2 separate regions of the Mus musculus genome follow, and region 2 is linked to region 1. A link is a loop called in an ENCODE intact Hi-C map of the cell type or tissue named here. Cell type or tissue: heart. All regions are shown on one strand. Each heading gives the region's core, and the rest is flanking DNA. Links, peaks and the distances in the headings are about the cores only.

Region 1 (4,392 bases), core at 78-4,077:
AACACTCAGAATTAGAGGACAGCTCTCCTTCCACCTTTCTCTGTGCTCCAGAGAGTGACCTGAGGTGGTCAGGCTGTGTACAAGGCCAGGGCTTCTACTGAGCCCCACTGACCTTCAGTGCAATCCAGCAAAACTCAAAGGTAATTCATGAAGCAAAGTCAACAAAACAGTAAAGAAGATAAATGTCCTCATTTTCACATTTTGGTGAACATCTTGCAAAGAAAGCATACTGGAAAAATGTCTAAGCATTTAAAAGCACTTAGGTATCCAAACGTCAATAACCGACCTGAGATGTAAGATTCAAAAAGGATGCTGGTCTAAGTGGTAACCAAAACAAAACACCCAACCACTCTTTTGGAATAACTGAGTACAGCCACTTTTTAAACTTTTTATATGGATATCCCCAATTATAAGCTCTGAGAACTGTTTTTATGAGAACTCTCGAAACAGAGAACCACCAGTACACCTGAAACTGGAAGGCACTGATCACGGCAAACAGGGCATCTGGGTACTATCAAACAGTTGTAGGAACTACAGTGGTTCAGATACACATCATTTCATCACAGCAGACCACACTTCTGAAACTGAGCTATTCTGCCACATACTTCTGATCTTAAACTTATTCTATACCTCCTTTTACCCTGGACATGTTTATATTTTAAAACAAGTAAATGTGGCCAGGCGTGGTGGCGCACGCCTTTAACCCCAGAGCACTCGGGAGGCAGAGGCAGGCGGATTTCTGAGTTCGAGAGTGAGTTCCAGGACAGCCAGGGCTACACAGAAAAACCCTGTCTCAAAAAACCAAAAAAAAAAAAAAAAAAAAAAAAAAAACCAAAAAACAAAAAACCAAGTAAATGTGACAAAATATCCAAATACATACATACATACATACATACATACATACATACATAGGTTTGGGTTTCAAGCTACAAGAGAGTGACTGATTAACAACAGACCATCCTTCAGTTTCACCTGAGAGATTACATTTGAACTGGCAGAACAACTCACCTTTAAGACAGAGGCTAAGCTGGTCATATGTTCATGGAGGGCGCCCTCAGACTCCTTATAGGTCAAGCAAGTGAACTGATACTCTTCAGGATCAAAAGCATCAGCCCCCTGCTGCTCCACATCACTGGCTACTCCCACATAGTAGTCCTCTATGTCCCCAGGGTCCTCTTCCTCTTCTTCCTCTTCCTCACAGTTTGGGTCATAGTCCTCTTCATTGCTATCTGACCCTTGGCTGTTCATGTCCACAGACATCTTAACATCCAGCAAAGTTGCAGAAACAGTTGCTTTTTTCCCTACCCCCAATTTTTATCGTTTTCTCAAATGCATTAGCGTGTATTGTCTTCTAAGAGAAAGGAAAAAAAGTATTACTCTCTATGAACAATTAAAGTGGAAATCATTCAACAATCAAAATATCAAAGCCCTAGCCCTGCTCCCATGACAGCCTATCTCAATCCCCCACCCCCACCCTGCACCAAGACAGAGTTCTCAGTGTAACTCTGGCTGTCCTAGAACTCTCCTGCATCTGCCTCTAAGTCCTGAAATTAAAGACATGAGGGGCTGGAGAGATAGCTCAGCAGTTAAGAGCACTGACTGCTCTTCCAGAGGTCCTGAGTTCAATTCCCAGCAACCACATGGTGGCTCACAATCATCTGTAATGGGATCCAATGCCCTCTTCTGGTGTGTCTGAAGACAGCTACAGTGTACTTATATATAAAATAAATAAATCTTTTTTAAAAAATTAAAGCTACACACCACCCAGCCCAGCTTCCTATCTCAATTCTAGTTTCTTTTAGAACCCTTCCCCCTCCCTTGACTATGTTTATCAAGGGAAATCCTTCCACCAAGAGACAGGTAAAGGTACATTGCCTCCAAGCCTAATACAAAGTTAAGGAAATGTTTAAATCACCTGTAATGTTTAAAGATCTTTCCTGCAGATATCACCCAAACTGTCTGTCATAGGATTTCCATCTGAAACGAAAAGAGACAATTTATATTTTTAGAACTGATACCCTTTCTCAAGTTTATTGTTTTTGTTTAAGAAAGGGTCTCACCACATAATGACTTGTCTTGCAACTCTACCAACCAAGCTGACCTTGAACTCAGAGAACCACCTGCCTCGGCTTCTCAAGTGTGAGGTTAACAAACATGTGCTGCCATGCCCAGCTATTTTGTTTCTTTCATTTATACGTTTTAGGTGGATGTGGGTAGAGGCAACCTTGAGTGGAAGTCAAAGAACAGTTGGTGTGAGGTTGTTCTCTCCAACTATTTGAGCTCCAGGTATTTAAAGAAGGTCTTCAGGCTGGAGAGATGGCTCAGCAGTTAAGAGTACTGACTGCTTTTCCAGAAGTCCTGAGTTCAATTCTCAACAACTACATGGTAGCTCACACCCATCTGTAATGGGTTCTGATGCCCTCTTCTGGTATGTCTGAAGACAGCTACAATATACTCAATATAGATAAAGTAAACAAATCTAAAATAAACAAATAAGTAAATAATAAAGGTCTTCAAGGTTGGCAGCAAGTGCTTTTTTTCTGCTGTGCTGTCCCATAAGCCCACTTTTGTGTGTGTGTGTGATAGGATCTAGATACGTATCCTAGATCTATAGGTATGTGTCACTATACCCAGTTTGCAAACTAGCATTACTTACCTAGCAGTGGGAGGACTGAATCCAGCTAACTAGGTAAGCACTTTACTTCCTCAAGCCCTCTACCCCCCAACCCAGATCCATACTCTCTAAGTAGCTATGGACGACCTGGAACTGTGTCCAAGCTGGCCTTGAACTCACAGAAATCAGACTGTCTCTGCCTCTTGAGTGCAGGGATTAAAAATATGCACCACATGCAGAACCCTGTGTTACTTTTTGGGACAAAGTCTTATTAAGTTGACTAGCTAGCCTGAAACTCACCTTATTTGAGGTAGGGTTTGTATTACCAATGTATAAACCAGGCTAGTTGGCCCAAAGACCTGCCAGAGTCTCCTGTCTCCACCTCCCACAGTTGCATAGGAAAACTGGAAGTACACACTTCAGTGCCTAGGTTTATATGATGGCACACGCTTGTAATCCTAAAAGCTGTGAGGTGGAAGGAGGATCAAGGTCATCAAGATGTCTCAGCTTTACAATAAAAATGCACCCAATTAGGCAATAGTAATATCTATCTCCATCTTTACTCTGTGACCATCAACATAAGCTACTCCTGAAACTCGGTTCACGAACGGAACTGAGTGGAAATTCTGAGTGCTTGCAAGAAAACTCTTAGAAAATAGATTCTTTGTTTGTTTGTTTTTCGATTTTCGAGACAGGGTTTCTCTGTGTAGCCCTGGCTGTCCTAGAGCTCACTCTGTAGACCAGGCTGGCCTCGAACTCAGAAATCTGCCTGCCTCTGCCTCCCAAGTGCTGGGATTAAAGGCATAGATTCGTACGACCTCAGTTTCTTCACAGAACTGTTCTTGGAATGTATTCTCCTGTTCTCGCAAGTGTAGCTTAACAGTTTCCTCATACTGTTTGTTGTTACTCAATTAAATGTGTAAACTATCCACATTTGGCTGGTCCTTGTGATCTTACTCATATGGTTTCTCTTAACCCTCAGAGTATAAATTATTCAGAGTATAAATGCTCTGAATAAAGTTGGTTATTTAATGAAACTTTTGTCTCTCTCATTTATCAGGTCCCACTGACTCTAGAGTGGTAAACATGCTACCATACCCAGTCACCTCATATTACAAAGGCCACCTGGTTTTTCTAGACACATGGATCCTACTATCCAAGACTTGTAAAATATTAATTTTTTCATGTCTATTGCGTTTCTTTAGGATTTCTTGGGCAACCAGAGCTTATAACTACCAAAGAATACTTTGATTATAGATAGGAAAATACAAAATTAAAGATCAAAGTCTGAACAAATAGCATGGAAAATTATTTCCCAAATAATGGAATAGCCAGACATTGTAGTGCACCAGGGAGGCAAAAGCAGGTGGGTCTGAGTTTGAAGCCACCCTGATCTACAGAGCTAGTTCCAGGACAGCCAGGGCTACGGAGGGGGAAAGGAAAAAAAAAGGGGGGGGGTAAGAGGGGGGGAATGGGCTTACAATGGCCAGGTGAGGTGGTGCAAATCTACACCTTTAATTCCAGACTGGTAAATTCAATGAGTTGCATGGTGAGATGCTGTCTCAAACAGAGGCTTACAAATGAAGCTGGGATTGATAATGCTGAAGTATCTTGCCTAGGATCATACAAAGTCAACTAGCAGAGGCAGCATCAGAATTCCATTCTAAGCAGATTCTAGCCATCACTCTCAGGAGGCCTGATTTAAAGCTACAGAAATCTCACTAACTAAAGAGCATACCCTTTCAAATTCTGATTTCTCCTTAGGATCTGTCGAGAAC
Region 2 (4,392 bases), core at 246-4,245, 48 kb before region 1:
TGTGTACTACTGTTTTGCCTACATGTGTGTCCGTGTACCACGTGTGTACCACGTGTGTACCACGTGTGTGCCTGGTGCTTGAGGAGGTGTTGATCCATGTGGATGTTGGGAATGGAACCCAGATTCTATGTAACGAATAACAAGTGTTCTTCACCACGGAGCCAAAGAGAAGATTACACGCACAAACGAATAAAGGCCATCTCTTTAAAAAATGAGAAGAGACCGGAGAGTTGGCTCCGTGGTGAAGAGCACTTGCTGAGGTTATCTTTGGCCAGTATCTGCTACTAATCTGTCGCCTTCCAGAATCGGGGCAGTGTGGGAGCCTGGTAAGCAGGGCAGAGGACAACTTGTGGGACTGGGTCCTTGCTTTCTACCATGTGGGTCAGGTGTTGTAGCACCTTTATCTGCTCAGCCATCTCCTCAGAGATCTCTTTTTTTTTTTTTTTCCATTTTTTATTAGGTATTTAACTCATTTACATTTCCAATGCTATACCAAAAGTCCCCCATATCCACCCACCCCCACTCCCCTGCCCACCCACTCCCCCTTTTTGGCCCTGGTGTTCCCCTGTACTGGGGCATATAAAGTTTGCAAGTCCAATGGGCCTCTCTTTCCAGTGATGGCCGACTAGGCCATCTTTTGATATATATGCAGCTAGAGTCAAGAGCTCCGGGGTACTGGTTAGTTCATAATGTTGTTCCACCTATAGGGTTGCAGATCCCTTTAGCTCCTTGGCTACTTTCTCTAGCTCCTCCATTGGGAACCCTATGATCCATCCATTAGCTGACTGTGAGCATCCACTTCTGTGTTTGCTAGGCCCCGGCATAGTCTCACAAGAGACAGCTACATCTGGGTCCTTTCAATAAAATCTTGCTAGTGTATGCAATGGTGTCAGCGTTTGGATGCTGATTATGGGGTGGATCCCTGGATATGGCAGTCTCTACATGGTCCATCCAGAGATCTCTTAATGCTCTCTACAAACTCCATTCCTTAGCAGCCAAAGGCAGCCCTGGGTCTGCTGATTCACACCACCAAGGCCATGTATAGATTGTTTTTGTTTTGTTTTGTTTGTTTGCTGTCATTGTTGTTTTGATACAGGTTTTTCTCTGTGTAGTCTTGGCTGTCCTGAAACTTGCTCTGTAGATCAGGCTGGCCATGAACTCAGAGATCTACTCGCCTCTGCCTCCGAAGTGCTGGGATTAAAGGCAGGTGCCACCACTGCCCAGCTAGGGTTGCAGAAATTTAACCCAGGCAAGGTCTGTGGACATAGTGCCCTCCCCATGTTGACATTGATAGTCTTTGGAGGACTTGGGGGGGTCTCCACAACACCATGGTTAGGTGTTTGAAGCCTATCATCTACTAAGAACTCAGAAAACAGGAGCTGTGTGTGATGTGGCTAAAATGGGTCACCCTAATAGGCTCTGCCCATGAAGGGTGAAAGACAGGAGTCCTAAGAATCTTGAATACTGGAAGCAAGAAGTTGGGCCTTTGAATGGTGCCCCTCTGGGGGGGGGGGGGCCGCTGGCTTTGAGGGTTGTCAGTTCATTCCAATATGGACGGCCTGATTCTCATCAGACCACAGGATTAGCTTTGGGAATGTGATCTCCCCAGAGGCCCCCGGGTCAGCTGGCACCTGGTTATCAGTCTCTCACCCTGCCCTGATCTGGAAGGTGATAGATTCGTAGCACAGACTGCCCAAAGATAACTTCAATAAACAGTTGGAACATTTGTCTCAGGGTCGTGCTGCCCAGCCTATGATGGAAGGGTCCGCTGAGGGAAGTGTGGAAAACGAACCTCTCTGTCCGGTTACGGAAAAGGAAGCTCTATTTTAGTAAACTGGATTCAGAGAGCGCATCTACGAAGCAGCCATGTTCAAAATAGTAAACACACGGTCAAAAGAAGCCTTGGGGTGGACACTGCAGCCTCCCCGGCCCTTCCCAGAAGTGTCCTGCAGACTTACCAAAAAGCAGCGGCTTGAGGCTGAGGGTTCGGATGAAGTGATCCCTGCCCGCGACCACCTGGACTTTCCGCTCATATCCCACCTAAAGGAAAAATACACAGCAGGCAGCTGGTGTGCCAGGCCGCACTGCTCAAGAAAAAGTCCCGTGTCAGGGAGCGACAGTAGCAAAGTAAGTAGGCGCGCGCGTGACCCGCACACAGTGATGCGTGGGGCACCGTGGTGGCCCAGAGCTGAGCCACGGTTCCTTCTGGCTCGGCTTGGCAGTGCTTGAAGCTCCGCTCGGGGCGGGAGAGGAGGGGATGTTCTTACCTTGATGCCCTCCAGCCGGGTGAGGGGACCCAAGGTTGGCACTGGCTGGGGGCTCTGCTCGCGGCGCTGGGGTCCGGGGTCTGTGCTCTCGTCTCCGTTGCTGTAGTGCACGAAGAGCAGCAGGGCCAGCACGTTGCCCAAGTACAGGTGCACGAACACCATCAGCACCAAGAAGTAGGCACGGGAACAGATGCCCCGCGGCTTGCACAGTGGCCGCACCGGGGCGTCTTCACTATCGCCTGGTCTGGTCGCTGCCCCGGAAGGGCGATGCTCCGGTGGTAGCGGCCACTGAAGATTTGAGGCCTCCTCGACTGTCTCAGCCTCAGGCCGCTGCACGGTCGCCACCGCTGCCGCCATGGCGCCCAGGTCGCGCGCGCGCCCAGGGGAGGGGCCGCGGGGGTGCTCGCGTTGCGCAGTCGCTGGGACCCGGACGGCAGAGTCAGCGCGCCCGGCGGTCACTAGGAGACGGTGCTCCGGGATGCTGTGCCTACACGGAGCCGCACCCATCGGTCCATACTGAGATCCTGGGACCTCGCTCACACCCGGCTGGTCGTTTATGGAGCTGTATATACTCCAGTGCAGAAGGCCATCCACAAACATGGAGGCACATCAGCGGAGCACCGTTAGGACAGACACCATTGCAACTAGTAGTTTCTTGGTTCCCGGGAGAAGACGCCCCCCCCCCCCCCCCCCGGCCCCAGAAAGTGTAGTGGGCATTTTCTCACTCTTGGGAGAAGGGAGTCAGAGAGTGATAGAAATGGGACATACGACATAGTGGGATGCTGAGGCCAATGACTGCACACTGGATGATGAGATTATAGAGCAGTTCCCACGAGTTCGATTTATTTAACTAAAACATTTTATGTCTATGGGGTGGTTTGTTTATGGGTATGTGCACTCCATGCATGTCTGTATATGAGGACAGAAGGGGCGTTGGAGCTGGAGAGACTTACAGACGTTTTTAAGTCTCTATGTTGGTGCTGGGACTAGAACCGGTGTGTTCTCCAAGATGGATCTTAGCTAAAGAGCCTCTCTCCAGCTTCCGTTTTTGCTTTTATTAAAATTTTTTTCTTGTTGTTTTTTGTTTGTTTGTTTGTTTTGTTTTGTTTTGTTTTTTCGAGACAAGGTTTCCCTATGTAGCCCTGGCTGTCCTGGAACTCACTTTGTAGACCAGGCTGGCCTCAAACTCAGAAATCCCCCTGCCTCTTGCCTCCCGAGTGCTGGGATTAAAGGCATGCACCACTACACCCGGCTTATTATTAAATTGTTTTTAAACAATACACACAAACAAAAAACCAAACCAAACCAAAAAAAAAACCAAAAACAAAAAAACAAAAAAAACACCCCAAAACAAAAACCAACCCAGACAGGGTCTCATATAGTTCAGGCTTGCTCATCAAACTTGAAAGGAGCAGAGGATAAATTTATTCTCCTGCCTCCACCTCTCAGATGCTGAAGTTAGGGCTGGAGAGATGGCTCAGTGGTTAAGAGTACTGATTGCTCTTCCGAAGGTCCTGAGTTCAAATCCCAGCAACCACATGGTGGCTCACAACCATCAGTAATGAGATCTGATACCCTCTTCTGGAGTGTCTGAATATATATATTTTAAAATGCTGGAGTTACTAGGTATGCACCAAGATATTCAAGATATTCTTGAAGGTCCTTCGGCAGTCAGACTGGACCACTGAGGGAATCCTGCAAGTCAGACTTTGGTGAGAGGCTGCCCAGGGTGCCCAGGTTGGGCTCCACCCAGTGTCCCTCAAAATGAAGCAGGTGCTGTTTGTGACGCTTGCCTTAGCTCCTGGATGGGAAGAGGGAGGGTGGAAGGCTTTCCCCTAATCAGGACACCTCTGAAGAAAATAAAACTCAGATTATAAAGCAGCGGCCAAGGCATTTTTTTTTAAAACAGTAATTTTTCACAATGTATTATTAATTTTATATCTGATTCCCAGTAAATTCATGCTTGCTTTCTTTCTCTTCTTTCTTTCTTTTCTTCCTTTCTTTCTTCTGTAGCTGTCTTCAGACACTCCAGAAGAGGGAGTCTTGTTTCAGATGGTTGTGAGCCACCATGTGGTTGCTGGGATTTGAACTCCCGACCTTCAGAAGAGCAGTCAGGTGCTCTTAC

What was found. A loop is a pair of places that touch in the nucleus more often than their neighbours do. Peaks named below come from ENCODE experiments on the same cell type or tissue, not always from the same donor. Only the 100,000 strongest peaks of a DNase experiment are listed, where the experiment ranks them.
Region 2: it touches region 1 in a loop (1.9-fold over the local background); 4 of 42 quality-filtered maps call a loop at or near these places.

Annotation. Positions count from the first base shown.
Region 1 is chr9:108,643,018-108,647,409 of GRCm38, forward strand. It overlaps Arih2 (ariadne RBR E3 ubiquitin protein ligase 2), which reads right to left. Exons shown (of 16, transcript NM_011790.5): 2 at 1,916-1,977; 3 at 1,009-1,351. The coding sequence starts at 1,260. Among named protein-coding and RNA genes, the nearest start is that of Arih2, 4.2 kb to the right of the region's middle. In heart, for the core only: a CTCF peak has its summit at 2,436 (motif pointing left); no DNase peak of the experiment used is centred there.
Region 2 is chr9:108,594,941-108,599,332 of GRCm38, forward strand. P4htm (prolyl 4-hydroxylase, transmembrane (endoplasmic reticulum)) reads right to left here and starts at 2,672. Exons shown (of 9, transcript NM_028944.4): 1 at 2,268-2,672; 2 at 1,959-2,040. The coding sequence starts at 2,624. In heart, for the core only: a CTCF peak has its summit at 2,718; a DNase peak (open chromatin) is centred at 2,661; H3K4me3 peaks cover 2,126 bases; H3K27ac peaks cover 2,084 bases.